Regions from separate parts of the Mus musculus genome. Here region 2 is linked to region 1. Evidence: chromatin loops called from intact Hi-C (ENCODE). Cell type or tissue: left cerebral cortex. All regions are shown on one strand.

What was found. A loop is a pair of places that touch in the nucleus more often than their neighbours do. Peaks named below come from ENCODE experiments on the same cell type or tissue, not always from the same donor. Only the 100,000 strongest peaks of a DNase experiment are listed, where the experiment ranks them.
Region 2: a loop joins it to region 1, with 4 times the contacts of the local background. A loop is called at or near these places in 17 of 42 quality-filtered maps.

The regions. Positions count from the first base shown.
Region 1 is chr16:96,686,466-96,694,465 of GRCm38, forward strand. The region is part of intron 16 of Dscam (DS cell adhesion molecule); the gene reads right to left. Among named protein-coding and RNA genes, the nearest start is that of Gm32509, 28 kb to the right of the region's middle. In left cerebral cortex, no CTCF peak of the experiment used is centred here; DNase peaks (open chromatin) are centred at 4,104, 5,305 and 7,510; H3K27ac peaks cover 1,241 bases.
Region 2 is chr16:97,285,784-97,293,783 of GRCm38, forward strand. No RefSeq gene overlaps it. Among named protein-coding and RNA genes, the nearest start is that of Bace2, 67 kb to the right of the region's middle. In left cerebral cortex, CTCF peaks have their summits at 4,688 (motif pointing right) and 7,746 (motif pointing left); DNase peaks (open chromatin) are centred at 441, 1,146, 2,555, 3,125 and 2 more places; H3K27ac peaks cover 1,269 bases.

The sequences.
Region 1 (8,000 bases):
GCTGTCAAATTAAAGCCAACAGGCAGATGTGATCTGGGAAAAACAGCTCATGGCTTGTAAGGATGGCCTGGGCTCAGCAAGTGGAGTCGGGGGTGTGTGGGAAAAGCTGGCAGGGAAGGAAAGGAAGAGGGTGCTCAGAGGCACAAGGGTGAGGTATGATGGGAGGAGATGGATAGAGTTCCAGGGCAGAACAAGTCTCTGAAAATCATCAGTGCATAGAGAAGGGTGCAGATAATAAGAGAACAACATGCTGAGCAGGGGGCATTGCCTGGATGCGCTCAGCAGATACTGTGTGTAGCCTGACGTGCTCTCCTTCCCGACTGAACAAATGCCCCAGGCTGGCTTCAGGATGCAATCTGTGCCACAGAGAATAGTACTTCCTTTATTTATTTGTTGTTTTTAAAACTTTTAATTAATGCACAAAAGCTGCACGTGCTTATTTATGGGAGCCTTCTTATAGTAAATTTCTTCCTGTGTGGTTTTTGTGGGATGCAGTTGTCTTTACCTGATGGGCTGTTTGAACACACGTGAGGACCCACAGGTGAAAATCAGCAATGTTAGTTGTTTACTATTTCACTGAGCAGTGCCAGGGTGTGACCCTGGTGTGGGAGTTCATACTTGCTTTGCTGTAACACAGATGGGTTCATTTTGTCTTTAAGAACACAAAGATTTTAGAGTTTTAGGGTCAGAGTTTAGGCCCAGCAAAATTGCTACACTGCACCTGCTGACTTACATGTATAACCTCTAGCTAGTTAATAAAATTAATTTTCCTGTAAAAATCATTATATGCAAGATGATTTTACCAACAAAGAGATTTATCTCATTTCATGTAGATTTTTTGTAATTATCAGATAAGTGACTCAACTATAAATGATAATTTTTTACAAATTAGATTCATATCCATTAAGCATTCTGTCTAATTGTTCAGATGGATCCCTGCAGGGCTTCAAGAGAAAGCCAGTCCTTCGCAGCATGAGGGCTATGCAGCCAGGTATACAGTGGAGCCAATTGCCTAAAAGAAAACTTATCTAGGGCAGCTGATTTAGAATCTGCCTAAGCAGCTATGGGAAGAGCTTTGCTGATGCATCTTTAGGCCTGGAAGTGTTCATTAAATGTGTGATCTGGATGGGACAATTGTCCTGATCCTCTTTGTGGTTAGGAAGAGTCATGAGTGACTTCCTAGACAGGTTAGAAAGTATCACATGTGGTTTACTAAACAGGTTAGAAAGTGTCACATGTGGTTTCCTCAGAAGATAAACAAGTCCTCAGTTCTGTTCACTAAACAAGATTTTGTTTAAATTAAAACCAACACAGCTGCACAACTTCAAACCAGTTAAAAATTCCAGCCTAGGCAGGGAAAGAGATTCCAAGGCCCCACTCTTCTCTGAGAAGTTATTGATAGTTGATGGTAGCAGAAGGTAGAGTCACTTTTCTTTAGGATTGCTGCCATTGGTAAGTTCTCCATGTCCTCACTGAGTGACCCCATAGCCCTGTGCATGTTGGCAGTACTAACTGGACTCAGGAGGTTAAAAGTTATACATGAAAGACATGAAATGGAGAGGTAGATATGATGAGCTGGTCCTGGAGGAGCCAGAAGAAAAGTGAGGGGTGAATAGCATATCATCAAGATACATTGTAAAGAAAGGACATGAGGGGTGGTTAATCTCAAGATACATTGTAATGAGAGGAGTGAGTGGATAACGTCAAGATACATTGTATACACATATAAAATAGTGAAAGAAACATGAAAATTAAAATTTATAAAAATTATATTATCTTAAATATCTATATTTCTGTCCTTATTCTGGAATAAAGCATTTGCTGTTCTTATTTTATGCTTTGGCAAAAACATGGTGTAGAATCATTACTTGATTTTTCTTTAGGAGCCTAAGTTGAAAGTCCTGTGTGAGCCTGTGCATGTTTCAATCTGGTTCATTTTTCTCATTTGTTCCCTCCTGTATCCTCCACTTATAGTCTACAGTTCTGTGTTTGATTTTTCTCAGTTGCTATGTTATTCAGATCACAGTCTCCTCTTTGCTTCACGGTTTCTGAGAACAGTGTTCCATTATGTTGATGTTTGACTTTAGTTAAGTGCTCTTCCACATTCATATTATTGCTTTGCAACTTATTTGCAACCACAAATGCTATTTAGCACCTCTGCAAACTAGATTTTCCATTTTTAACCTTATCTGTGGGACTCAAGTCCCTGCAGTAGACTGCCTTATTTTTAAAGCTGCATTTTGATTGGCTATTGATGAGCAGGGATTTTTTTGCTATTACTCTGTTAGAAATGGGTTAGCTTAAGGGGATGCATTTGTGACATCATTCCATCTTCTATGCTTTGGATAAGTTCTATGCTATTGCCTGTATTTCCTTTACTGGTACCTCATGGAATTGCTAGCTATCCTGTAGACAAGGCTGTTAATACTGTCCTAAAAAATGAGGAGCATGTTGCAGGAGGGAAGATCAAGGCCATTGCTACCCTGCCTCTGAAGCATCATGCTCACTGATGGCAAACCAACTGCCCAAACCTCCGTGGTCCCTGCCATGTCTGATGCCACCACTATCACCACTGTCACCTCTACCAGCAGCAACATCATCTCAGCTCTCCTACACAGTCCATCTGAGAAACACCTGCTACACAAAAAATATTCTCCTCCATTCTACTCCCCAAACCCTACTCATTCTGGAGGGTAGTGCCTCAACACCTTTCCTCAGACTTACTCAGCAAGAAGCCCTCTGCATGCATGCTGCTTCATAGGAGCTGGCTGTGAGCCTGAGTACCAGGTCTTCTGGGAACATGGTCACTAACATGTCCTCCTCCTGTTCTGTCCACACCAAGGTTGCAACATGGCAGTCAGCAGGTATGGTGCTGGAGAAGTAGCTAAGAACTACATTCTGATCCCTAGGCTGAGAGAGAGGGAGACAAACACACACACACACACACACACACACACACACACACACACACAGAGAAACAGAGAGATATACAGAAATAGGAAGAGAGAGGTAGAGAGAGAAACAGATAGAGAGAGAGAGGGAGGGAGGGAGGGAGGGAGGGAGAGAGAGAGAGAGAGAGAGAGAGAGAGAGAGAGACTGGGCCTTGCACAGGATACTGACACCTCAAAGCTCACCCCCAGTGGCATACTTCCTTCCACAAAGCCACACCCACTCCAACAAAGCCACACTTCCTAATCCTTCTAAGTAGTGCAACTCCCTGATAACTAAGCATTCAAACATATAAGCCTACGGAGGCCATTCTTATTCAAACCACCACACCACTGGAGAGAAACTTATAGGTTTATGCAAAATCCCACCTGGCAAGCACTCCTCTTAAAACACATAAAAGAGTACTTAATGTGCCTGGGAACAGAACAAGCAAAGTAACTCTATGTCCAAGCTCAGGAGCCCTGCAAGTGAGCCCCTTTGCACCTGGAACCTGGTGTTACACACCCACACCTGTGATTTCATAAGTGAGTAATATCTCTTCTCCTTTTCTAGAATCCCTCTGAAGGAACTGTATACTCTGGGGCAGAGGTCACATTTGCCATTATGCTTGCTTCTTGTGAAAGGTTACTTGTTTACCCTATTTAATTATTCCTTTCCCTCCCTGCCACCCCCAGATCTAGTAATGGTCCTGATTTCCTGACATTCATTTCTCTCATTTGCTGTTCTCTGCAGACCTCCTCCCTATCCCTCTCCACCACCACCCCCCCCCCCCCCCCCCCCCGGCAGCTACCATTCCTTTTGGCCTCTCAATCCCTCTCAACCCCCATATCCTTAAGGGCCTCTCTTTGATCTCCATGACAACACTAGTACCATGTCAATCCATTAGAACGGCTTGCAAGTGACTGCATTTTTATATGCCTCTCTCCAATCTTCTTCATCCTTAAAGAAACAGAGTGACAGCAAAGAGGCCAGGATGTGGAAAGGCCCACAGCTCACTCCATCACCATGGATGCTGGTGACTTCCATGGGCAAGCCTTCCTAATGTCTATTCCATCTCTCTTCCCTCCACAGAAACCTTTACAGAATAGTCTTCTGGGGATGGAGGAATATAAATTAACATTTTCCTTTAGATTCCTGCAAATTCTCTTAAGATGCATGCAGTCCTCTGTCATCATTGGGTGGCAACTGTCTTACTCATTTTCTCCATGTTCCACGTGCACAACTGCTCCACAGTAAAGTGCTTCCTACATAAGCTGTGCATCAGGCTGGGCAAGCATGAGCCAGGTACCTCCTTGACACAAGGCTCTGGGCTCAAGGGACCCTGACAAGGATGTGGACAATACCACCTAGTGTGAGGCTTACACTGCTGAAGGTTAGCCCAGGGCACTGAGAGAGGGAAAGGGGGAAAAGAAAAGTTACCCAAAGAGTCAAGAGGACGGTCGGACAAGAGGTTGTTCACCTGAGCCTAGGGGTGACCCAACAGTGATGTGCAGTGGTACACAGCTGCAGAAAACCCAGGTGATCCAGGATACAAGAGCTCAGAAAGGGAGACTCCACACTGAGGAATTTGTGGGGATTCTGGGTTTCATGATGACAAGAAGATACAACCAGACTTTGGTGTTGGAAACTGACGTCAGATTCCCGGCAAGAGCAGCAAACTCTGCTAAAAAAAAAAATGGAGTCGTCTCTCCAGCCCCTGGCATTCCCCTTTTTATCCTTATTCAAAGGTGAAAATTCGAAGCAAATAGAGGCCAGTGGTGTGCAGCAGGGGTCTCTGGAGTCAGGCTTGCTTCATGTCTGTCGTCTATACCCAAGGAAGGGAAGATTCACAGGGCTAACTATGAGCCTCCCATCTACACCTGGGTAATGGGCAACCTTTAACTGAATTGGGGGGGGGGGGTGTCAGGCATTGACACATGGTGAACAGAAGCTCAAAAAGTTGAGATAAGCCACTCTGTTTCCCCTCTCAGGAATGTGGCTGAAGCTCATCCAGGTACAAATGGCAGTAGCATGGCTTATGTGGGGATCTGCTGACCTGGTGAGACGCTCCCCCCTCCCACACTGTTCTTTTTCAAAGTGAATAGATTGGCCACTGGATTTATTTTTATACAAATAAACTTTCCAACCTGGCAGGGCAAACAAGCACGGCACTATTATTTTATGATGGCAAAAGCTGTCATCTAATATCTAAATATAAAACATCTTTTTTTTTTTTATTCATCTTGAGGCTTTCCGCCTGCTTACGCTCTAAGGCTTGCCAAGAGCTGGAGAGAAAGGACCTTGGTCCTTGAGGCAGGCTGATTTTGTGGCTGAGCTAAGCAAGCTTTCCTGAGGATGGTGGAGGTGTTAAGGCACAGAGTACATTCCAAATGGAGCAGTAAGCGGGGTGGTTCCTGTTTTAGATACACACGTTATCTGCAGTGTGAATCTGTGACCCGGATCTCTCTGTGGAGAACAAAGGTTTTCATGAGAAAAGATAGGTATTGAGCATTTTGATATAAAGCTGGGTGGTGGTAAGGGCTCTATGGGTTTCTATTACAAATACTAATTTCCTCCCGACTGGGGGGGGGCTGAACCCCCAATAGAACCTGCACTTCCTGGTCCACCTGAGGGTCCAGAAAAGTCCATTCTACTCCATGGGAATGAGGAGGGCTTTGAAGCCTGTTTTTCTTGACTTGTTGAAGGGGAAGATGTTAGATCTGCTAATACAAGAAGTCCTGACAGTTCCTTACATATCTGTGAGACACATGTGCATTTTTAATAAAGTGCCCATATCCCCAACCATAACCAGTGGATTAATTCATTAAAGCAAATGCAAATTTGTAATCTTTCATAGCCTAAGGATTAAGTGGATGGCTGAAAACATTAAGTAAAATGTATTTCAAGGCAAATTTTTAATTTCAATTTTTGTAGGAGAGAGGAACGTTGGCCTAGGTTTATAATTTGGAAATAAAATGCTACTAGGTAAACTCTGGACACACGTTTTTCTCTAGCTTCACTGTGTCATGTGACATTTACCCCAGGAGGTTGGAAGGCAGAATAAAGGGAATTCATATTAGTCATGGCTTGTAGGCATGAACTACCTGCATGAGGGTCCCTAGCCTGACACTAGTCCATCAACTTTCAGATTCTGGGCAAGTCTTTCTAGTGTAAGGATTATTCTTCATTCACAATGGCTGTATTCAGTGCCCAACATGACAGTATGGGGGTGGTCATCATGGGGCCAGGAGAGAGCTCCTAACCACAGCTGTCCTGGTGCCCACTGAAGCAAGGGCAGGATGGCCTAAGCCAACTTTCCAGTGTGTCACAGTTTCCTAGTCAGAAGGGCGTTGATGGAGGAGGCAGCCTGATGTTTATTAAACATTTACTATGATGTCACCTGCAATGCTGCAGTTTGCTTCTAAGTATCAGGCAGAGCTGTCTCCGCTGTGTGACGGCTCATCCCTGAGATATAATGCACCTCACAGCACAGGGCACTGGGGAGAGTGGGGATGGGGTTTGGTGGAAAATCTTCTTTTGATAACAGAAATTCACTGGGACCTCTGGACGCCCCACTTCAGTATTTCATGGAAATCATTTAGAAGTCTAAGCAGAAATTCTGCTTATTAAATAGCATCCTTGCTGTGGTGTCTGATCTGAGGAGAGGAAAATAGTAGAATTACCCTCAAGGTTTCTCTGTGAGCCATCGGCTTACAACTGCCCTCAGCATGCTAGAACTGCATGAATGAATGAAAAGTGGGTATTTTGGAGGCAATCTATAAAGATTTCCCATTTGAAGCAAAATTTTACAATTGAAATACTTTCTGCTTTCAATTGCAATCTTCTGAGATATCTAGAGTAATTATTTCAAACATTCTACTTTAGAATGTTTTCTTTATGAGTTGCTATAGCAATCACATACACACACACACACACACACACACACACACACACACACACACACACACACACACCATAGCTAATCTCAGCACTCAGGGGACTGAGGCAGGAGGATAGCAAAGTTCAGATCAGCCTGGGCTTTATAATGAGGTCAGGTTTGCCTAGGCTACAAAGTGAGGTGAGACTCTTGGTCTCAGAGACATACACAGAAAGACAGAAAGAAAGACACTTCAAGAAATAGATTAAGGCAGAATTTTCTGTGGAAAAAAATGTATGATTTTGAAATATTCTACCAAATAAATGCCATTATTCAGATTTTTAATGTTCTTTCTGATATTGAATCAGAAACAAACCTGTAGTCTGCAGGCAAACCCCTCCCCTCTGGCAGCCAGAGCAGAGCCAGGAAACAGAAACTTAATTGCTATTTGTTTCTCCTTTCGTTGGACACTTTGCTCTGATCTGTGTCAAGCCATTGCTTTGTGCTTTGACATAGAACGTGCAGCAGCCCCACCCATTCTGCACACCCATCCTGCCTTACACGGCACTTCAGGACTGGCTCTTGGATGTTCCCCTGTGGGCTCACAGCTGTGACCTGCAGCCATCTGTGCCCAAGAATGCACTACAGATCGTGACCTTCCACCTTTCAGTGAGTTACGGTGGGAAGCGTTCTACGTGTTCAGCTTGGTGTCTACCGTGCTCTACGCTCTGCACCTCCACCCAAGCATGAGTCAGACATTCATATGCTCCTGTCTGCTCTTTGCATCTAAACAGTGTGGGCCTTCTCCATGGCTGCCTCTGAAACCCATGATGCTTCTCAAAGGCCCCTGTGCTATGAATACATGGCTTAGACCAGTGGTTCTCAACCTTCCTAATGCTGCAACCCTTTAATATGATTGAGGTGACCTCCGACCATAAGATTATTTTTGTTGCTACTACATAACTAATTTTATTACTCTTGGGGATTGTGATGTGATAGCTGGTATGGAAGATATCTGATATGTGACCCCTGTGAAAGGGTCATTCTACACCCCAGGGGATCATGACCCTCAGGTTGACAACCACTGGAGGCGCCTTCACTCCACCTCGCAGGTGTTAGAGTCTCCCATTCATCCATTGCCTGCCTGCCCATTCACATGACCACTACCCCCTTTCCTCCTTCATTCCCTCCCTAT
Region 2 (8,000 bases), 600 kb after region 1:
CTACATACATGTGCACTGACCATTTCACATGCACACAAGAAAAAAAAGCAACCTTGTCACATGACATAAATTGTCGATATATACACATGATCATGCTTTGAGAGCCCCCTTCCCACACTCTTGTCTAAACTCATACAAGAACATGACTGCATGGGAGCTTGAAGCCTGGGTGAGAGCCAAGGACATAGCTGGTCCTGGTGCCACCCTTTGTTTCGAACACACTTTATATGTGAGGGGCTGTCACCTCAACATTAGTCATACTTCCCAGTAGGGACTCCACCAGCAGAAATGCTCAATCACTTACGTGCTAACTACAACTACACATCAAGACACAGTATGCTGCCACAACATACCCAGTATAATTGTATCATTCTGATAGCATGATTCACCCCGTTCTTCCCAACAGAAAACAGCTCACCAGCTAATTACTTCACCACCTCCTAGGCAAGAATGCTCACTAGGCCCCCGCCAAGCCTGTAGGCACTCCAGACACAGCTGCTCTGAGCTTCCTCCACAGCCTCCAGGAAAAGTCATGGTGAGTCCGAGGCTCTCCTACTTCAGCAGGGTGAGGAAACGTCTGTGTGCGTATGTGAGAAGCAGAGAAAGGGGGTGCTTTGGGGTCTCGGGCCCCATCCCACCTCCAGGACAACCATCACATCCATCACCCTCACTTTTGACAACCAGAATCTTGAGATGTTGTCAAGAGCATGGGAATTTTAGGTGACGGACATCTAATCTCCCCATGACTTTTCCCGGCAGGCAGAAAAGCCAAGATGGCAGTGAGGCCCTACACACTTAGCCTTTCCATGCAACTGTCTTCAGTCTCTCTGGCCTGGTTCTGGGGTTTCTGCCCCAGGTCACTGGCTCCAGCGTTCTGCTCCACAAACAAAAGTCTCCAGCTTCCACACTTAAAGGCTGTTTTCTTCAAATGTCTCCAAGGGCAAGGCTCTGACTTGATCACTTATTTCAGAACCCTTCCTCCCTGGCCCTCATGTCCAGTACAGCCCTGCCTTCCCCATATTTTCTCCTTCTCCCTGAAGAACACAGAACATGGCATCCCCCACAATTTCTCCGTGTGCTCATGTGTCCTCCCATCTGTTCTCTGTATGCTCTAGGAGGGTGGGTTGCAGCTGCTTCTTCGGCACCTTGGAGAGCATCCAGGGCCCACACAGCATTTGTGCTTGGAGCGAGTTGCTCTCCCAGCTGTGAGTGAGCTCCAGCATCAGGCTCTCTGCTTATCCTTTAATTGTGGGTTACTCCCACTAGACAGAAGTGTGTCTTCCTTCTTGCCCAGAGCCTAAGCATTCTATATGCTTTGGATATGGGAATAGAGGGATGGACAGATGGGTCTATTAGATGGACCTAAATTATGCCTAGGGCTATGCCCTGAGTCAGATGGGGGGAAATTCAGCCATCATTTCAGTGTGCTATATACACACTAACTATGCTGACCACAGACAAATGATAGTTTAAAAAAAAGAAAGAAAGAAAGAAAGAAAGAAAGAAAGAAAGAAAGAAAGAAAGAAAGAAAGGAAGGAAGAAAGAAAGGAAAAGTCCTTGAGTTGGCACATCCCACTTTCTTCTAGGATGTAATTAGCCCTGAAGTTGCTTCCAGTCTGTAAAGCCTTTTATTACTCTGCAATTCTATCTGTCTCCTTCTTCTGCCTTAAACAATAGGTGGAATATCCTGAAGACATTCATAGAGCCTCAAGTCCCACCCTCAAGTCCTAGCCCCACCTGTGCCAGAAAACACAAAGGGCTCAAGTCAAGCCAATTCCCTTATATACCCAACTGTCATACAATGGAAAGTAAATAACAGGCCAACCAACTTTCTCCTGGCCTCGTTCTTAGTTTCCCTCAGACCTCAAGAGGTTCTTAAGAGTCCCAACCCAGCACTCATCCCTGCAGATAATTTAGCTACTATTGCTATATTTATGTCTCAAGTTTCTTGATAATTTAGGGGTCTCCAGCAAAATTTTAGCAATCTTAACTTTCTTTAGCCTAAAAAGACAAAAGGGAGAGAGAAGGAAAGAAGGGGGAAAGAGAGGAGAAGAGGAGGGGAGAAAGAAGAAATAATGGACTAAACTTTATATGTTACTTGAAGAAAAGGAAGGAAAAATAAAGAAAACATCTACAATACTTTAAACGTGGCGAAGAACACTAACAGTCCACACATTTGTATTAGAATTACAGTATTTTCCGTTTAGAGACACGAGACAAGTTAATTGCATAGTTACCACGAAATAAACTACGTGGCAATTACACAGTAACTCCTTTAGAAACTGTAGTAATTACACTGAACTGAGCATTCTAAAATAGAGCCAAGGTACCAAGTTCATACACAATGAGATGCTCAATCTGAGACCAGGCCTTTCTGGGAGAACGCAGTGTAGGCAACAACCTCTGGTGCTGACTTTAAAGATGATGTATTTATAAATATAAACATGTTCCCAGGCAGGGCCCTTAGCACAAGATGTCTTTTCAGCCAATGACAGAGAACTCAGTGAAGGAGTGCCAGGCAAGGAGGAAGTTGACAGCAATGCCTTGTCTGAAGGTGACAATTCTCAAAGAAAAACATGAGCAGTGGAGTTGGAGAGAGAGTGGGGTTTGCTGGCTTAAAATCTGCATAATGTCACTTGTGTTGGGGAAAACAGCTCTGTAGAGCAGTGAGTGGGGACAGTATATTATTTTGTGTAGAACAGTGAGCAAGAACAGTATATTTTACAGCAATTTTGAAGGGAATTAAAGGCCTGTGATGCGGTCAATCCCCCAAAGTTTACCAAGTAGCCACGCTGGTCTCCCTGCTTTCCCCAACCCATTACCCATTCAGCCTGGAAAGGGGCAGAGCATGAAATATGAATAAGCAGGGAGGCCCAACCTCAAGCAATTTGTAAAAAGAGAGAGTCAGGGCTGCTGCAGCCCTGATTATTTTGAGGCCTCTTCCTGACCACAGGGCAGCCGTGCCTATCATAGGGGTTACCCCCCCCAGAAGGAGCAGAGTACGTTTTGGCAAGAGCCTTTAATCGCTCCCTCAGCATGACTCAGCTTCCTTCCCACATGCCAGACAGGATCCACCGTGAAGCCCCACTCTCTTTCTCCATTCCCAGGTCTGGGAGTTGGCTGCAACCCAGGGTGGAGATGATGACAAAAGACGACGACGTCAGGACTGGATTTAGCACCAGCTGCCAAGGCCTTTGTGAATTTAATTTTGGAGGCATCTCTTTGCCGAGCTGATGCCAAGCTATAGCTGATGAGCACCAGAGGAGAAAAAAAAATGAGATTAGAGGTGGGTGAAACCAGACAGAATGGATGTGAGCAGGGTGGAGTTCTGATAGCATTTCATTTAGACCTTGTGTGTGAAAGCCAGCTGGCTCCAAACGGGAGTGAGAAAGGGGGGGTCTCGTGCAAAGGTGGTTCTGTTAAACCTTGACCCAAGCACTGACTGACTATGGCAGGGAGACACTAAGTCCACTGTTTACAGAGCTCTGAGATCCCCACTGAGCCGAGCCATCAAGTGGAGCACCATGTCTCACTTCCTTGTCATAGCCTTCAGTGACAAACTTCCTCAGGTAAAGCCACACCTCCTCCTAAACCTCTCAGAACAGCAGCCCTAGCTGGGGACTGAGTATTCAAGTACCTAAAACTGTGGGGTGAATCTCATTAAAGTTGCCACAGTTGTATCGTCTTCCCTATCTGCAGAGGTGAGCAAGAGACAGGGAGCCACTGAGAATTCTGAAGATTCATAGTTCAAACACTCATGCACCATGATGACCTTGGTCCAGGTCAGTCTGAATAGTGCTCTGAGGTAGCCCGGCACAGACCTGCCTATGGGATGCGGGGGACCAAGGCCTCCTGGAGCAAACACAGATGCTTGCAGTTCTAGATGTGAGTTCTCAGCTTCCTGCTCCTGCCCATGTATCTTCACTCTACCATCACAGATACTAACCATTTAGAACCATAAACCCAAATAAACTCTTTCTTCTATACCTTGCCTTGGTCATAGTGTTTTATCACAGCAATAGAAAAAATAACTAAGGTAACAACCTCCCTGGAGGGCTCAAAAATGAGAGCATGCTCTTACTGGGGCTGACTATGAGTACAGGGACACTGGTCAGTGGGACTGTGGCTACCTATAGGGGGAGGCTCAGTCCAGGGAAGGCTGAGGAACACAGATAGAGACTGAGAGAGCAGGATTAGAGCCTCCATGCTAGAGATGAGCCCCTGTCTGCTCTCAGAGTAGGTGAGGGCATTGCTCGTAGGGCTTTGTTGTACCTTTGAAGGAACAAGTAGATCTCAGCTGATAGTAACCCACTTTTGCAAAGAGACACATCTGACAAAGGGAAGCCTGGGAAATGTGCACACACACACACATACATACACACACACTCACACACACACACACATACACACACACACACATTCAAGAAGCACCTCTCCCACTCTCTAGTTCTCTGTCCTTTCTCAGCAACAACCTTAATACATTTTGAAAAACAATGAGAACTTATAGCCCAGGTGACATTGCAGGGTACAGTCTGCAGGTCTGCAGGGTTGTATTAAGCACACATACACTGGGGGTGCTCAGGGCACCATCTCTGTGTGAACAGTTTGCATAGTGTCCTTTCCTGAGATGCCATTCAAAGAACGCAAGGCTCAGTCTTGGGTGACATCTCCCTATCTCCCACCAGAGGTCTCTAGTTGTCTTGTTGTATTTAAGATTATTTTATTTATATTTATGTATATGGAGGGTGTTGCCTAGAGGGGTCAGAGGAAAGAGTCAGATCATCTAGAGATGGAGTCTCAGGCAACTGTGAGCCTCCAGACATGGGTGCTGGGAACCAAATCTGAAAAAAAAAAAAAACCAACAAAACACAGCAGTGTTCTTAACCACTGAGCCAGCTTCCAGCCACCTCAGGAAACTGTTTTTGATTCTGTGTGTTTTTGATGCCTAAGAGTATTCTGGATGAGAGGGCATGGGTTTACATCTGGGTCCTCTAGTCTATTCCATGTGACTTTCTGTATTTATGTTGGTAACATGGTGGCTTTGTCCCTGTGTCTTTAAATTCGGTGCTGTGTTACCTCCAGCTCTGCTCCATTTAAAGACTGAAGCTATGTTCCCATTACTCAACCTGTATAAAACCCAACTCCAAACGGATCAAAGATATCTCTGTAAAACCGGAATACCTGCAATCACAAGAGGGACTGTGAGAGACACTGTTACAGGTGCTGATTTACCGCTGCACAGAAGTCCCCTAGCTCAGGAAACAAAGCCTCTTCATTACCCTCTTCTGGATTCCATGATCACTTCATGTACATGGTGCATTGACACACATGAGGTACCCCCAACACATTAAAATAATAAAATTATTTAAAAAAAAAAAGCTTAGGCAGAGCAGAAGAAGCAGCCAAGCAACGGTCTACAGACTTGGAGGGACCCTCAGTCAGTCTCCTGAAGTAGATATCTGGAAAACAAAAAGAGCTCAGACCATGTAGCAAACCCTGTAATCTTGTGAAAATGGACAACAACCTGAAGAGAATGCTCCCAAAGACCCACACACAGCAGGCAAGAACAAGGAGAAATGTCCTCGGCCTCATCGAGAAAAGAATCACACACCAAAGCCACACGAGAGTCTGCCTCACCCAAGTCAAAGTGGCTATGAAGGAAAAATGTGGGCAGAAGGACCTGACACACTGCCTCCTAAAGTTCATTAGTGCACCCACTGTGAGACTCATTGTGGAAGTTCCCCGGAAAACTAAAAATAATAGAATACCATATGGTCCAGTCAGAATACTTCTGAAGATGTATGCATGTCATAGATATGCGTGCATGCATGTTTATTGCTGCACTGTTCATAAAAGCCATGTGATGGAATTATCTCAGTTAAAGTCAGTGGGTAAACAAAGAAAATATGGGATATAGATGGTGGAGTACTATTCAGCTATCAAAAATAATTAAATCTTGTTATCCATAGGAAAAGCATGGATGGAACCAAAGTAGCTCATCACAGGCAAGATAAGCCAAACATAAGGAGACAAGAATCCATGCTTTCCCTCTCATACAGGAGGGCTCCTAAGAACTGTTATGAGTGAAGGGTGGAGAGAGAAAGAGAGAGAGAGAGAGAGAGAGAGAGAGGAGGGTGAGGGAGGGAGACAGGTAGATATGATCAATGAGTAGTGAGTAGTATGTGCACATATGGAAATGCTACCATGAAAATGGTTAGTGTGTACAATTTAATGTAAGTTTTGTATGTATGTGCCTGGGTTTGACAGCGGGGTGGAGGACACATGTGCTCTTTCCTGTGGAGACCAGAGGCCAGCCTCAGGTGTATCCATCCTGTTTTTTGAAACAAGGTCTCTCACTGGCTGGTGAGCCTCAAGGATCGTCCGCTGTGCAAGTTGGAACTCCAAAAACAGGCTGCCACACCCTCAGACTCGGGTGTTCATGCTTATGCACCTAGCACTTACTGCCTGAGCTGTCTCTCTGGATCTAAAATAGGGAATTGAATATGTAAAATCTTAAATATATATAGAAGAGAGATTAAACCCTTATAATTGCATGTCGTATGTTTTTCCTCTCTGGGACTTTGGGGCTTGAGTTACAAAAACACCATCCAGAACTATTCCGTGGAAGGAACCAGTCTCCCTGAGAGTCTACCTTTAAAGGAACACAATCCTGACTCTTTCTCAAGGTCTGCACAGCCTGCATTACTGAGCCCTCTGTGAGCAACTGTCTAGCAACAGGTATTCAAGCACTCTGCCCAGTGAAGGGCCTGTCTGTGCTGGAGGAGAGACAGACAGTTGAACCACACTGGTTCCTTCCTCCCGAGTGTCAGCCACTATGCAAGAAGCTCAATGTCCCCACAGCACCACAGCCTTTGGCCCAAGCTCTCCGGAGTCCAGCTCCGTCTGCTCCCAGAGCTCAGCTGCCTTATTGCCTGCCTTTCTGTTGCTTAGTAACAAGATCACCTAATTATTCTCCTAAGAGGTCAAAGAAATGCCAGCAACCCATTCCTAGACCAGGAAGTCAAATGGCATAGCCTTTAATTTGCATAAAGAAGGCTCTTTTTAGTCAGAGGTAGGAGGGAAGGGGGGGGGGGCGGGTCTGAAATCCAGCCTGCGTTTGCTAACATCAAATCCGGACAGCCTGGCCTCGCAAGGAAGGGTGGCGGCAGCGGGTGGGTGGGTCGGAAGCAGCTGCAGTAGAGTCCTGATCTTTTTAATTCATTGGAGACAAGAAGTAGCGCCAGGAGAAAGGAGAACCCCTTTTTCATGTTAGATGGCGACTTGTTGCTACTGAGGTTTCCTAAGGCACTGGGGACTTTTGTTTTTTGATTTAGTGGTGGGAGACTTGTATTGAGAGCTGCGGTTTGTTTTCTTAGCTAACTCGTCTTTGTCTGTCTAGGGTCCACGTTTGTCAGGTTTTTGTTTTCTGAACACTGCCCCTCTTAGTGATGGGGTACCTTACTAACCCTTGTGTCTGCAAGGGACCCTGAATACCTTCAAAATGCCTTCCAGGTGACAATGTCCCCAAGTACTGGCTCAGAACCAGAGCTGCACAGTCTGGGAGGGGAGGAAGAATTGGAATTCATGGGAAAATAACATTATGCTATTGGACAGCTGTATAGCTTCGAGGCTGGCTATGTGAAGCCAGCTTTTGTCTTCAGAGATGCCTGGCCCCCAGCCCTAGGTTTCTCTTCATCTCTGAGTAGCTCTGCAAGGGTTGGTCCTCTACTGCCCTCTGCTGGCTCTGAGGGGTGTTGACCTCGGAGAATTTTCCAGCTGAGGGTTGAGTTGATTTTAAACCTTTAGAGACACTCCACCCAGACTTGCGTTTATTGAGCGTTAACTGTGACCTCAAAATGCACCCACAGAGTGACAGAGCACAGGATATAATGCACTATAAAGTCAAATCTCTCTCTCTCTCTCTCTCTCTCTCTCTCACGATAAAGACAGCACAATGCAGTTTGTTTAACTCCAATGAACTGTATAGCTAGATACTTATG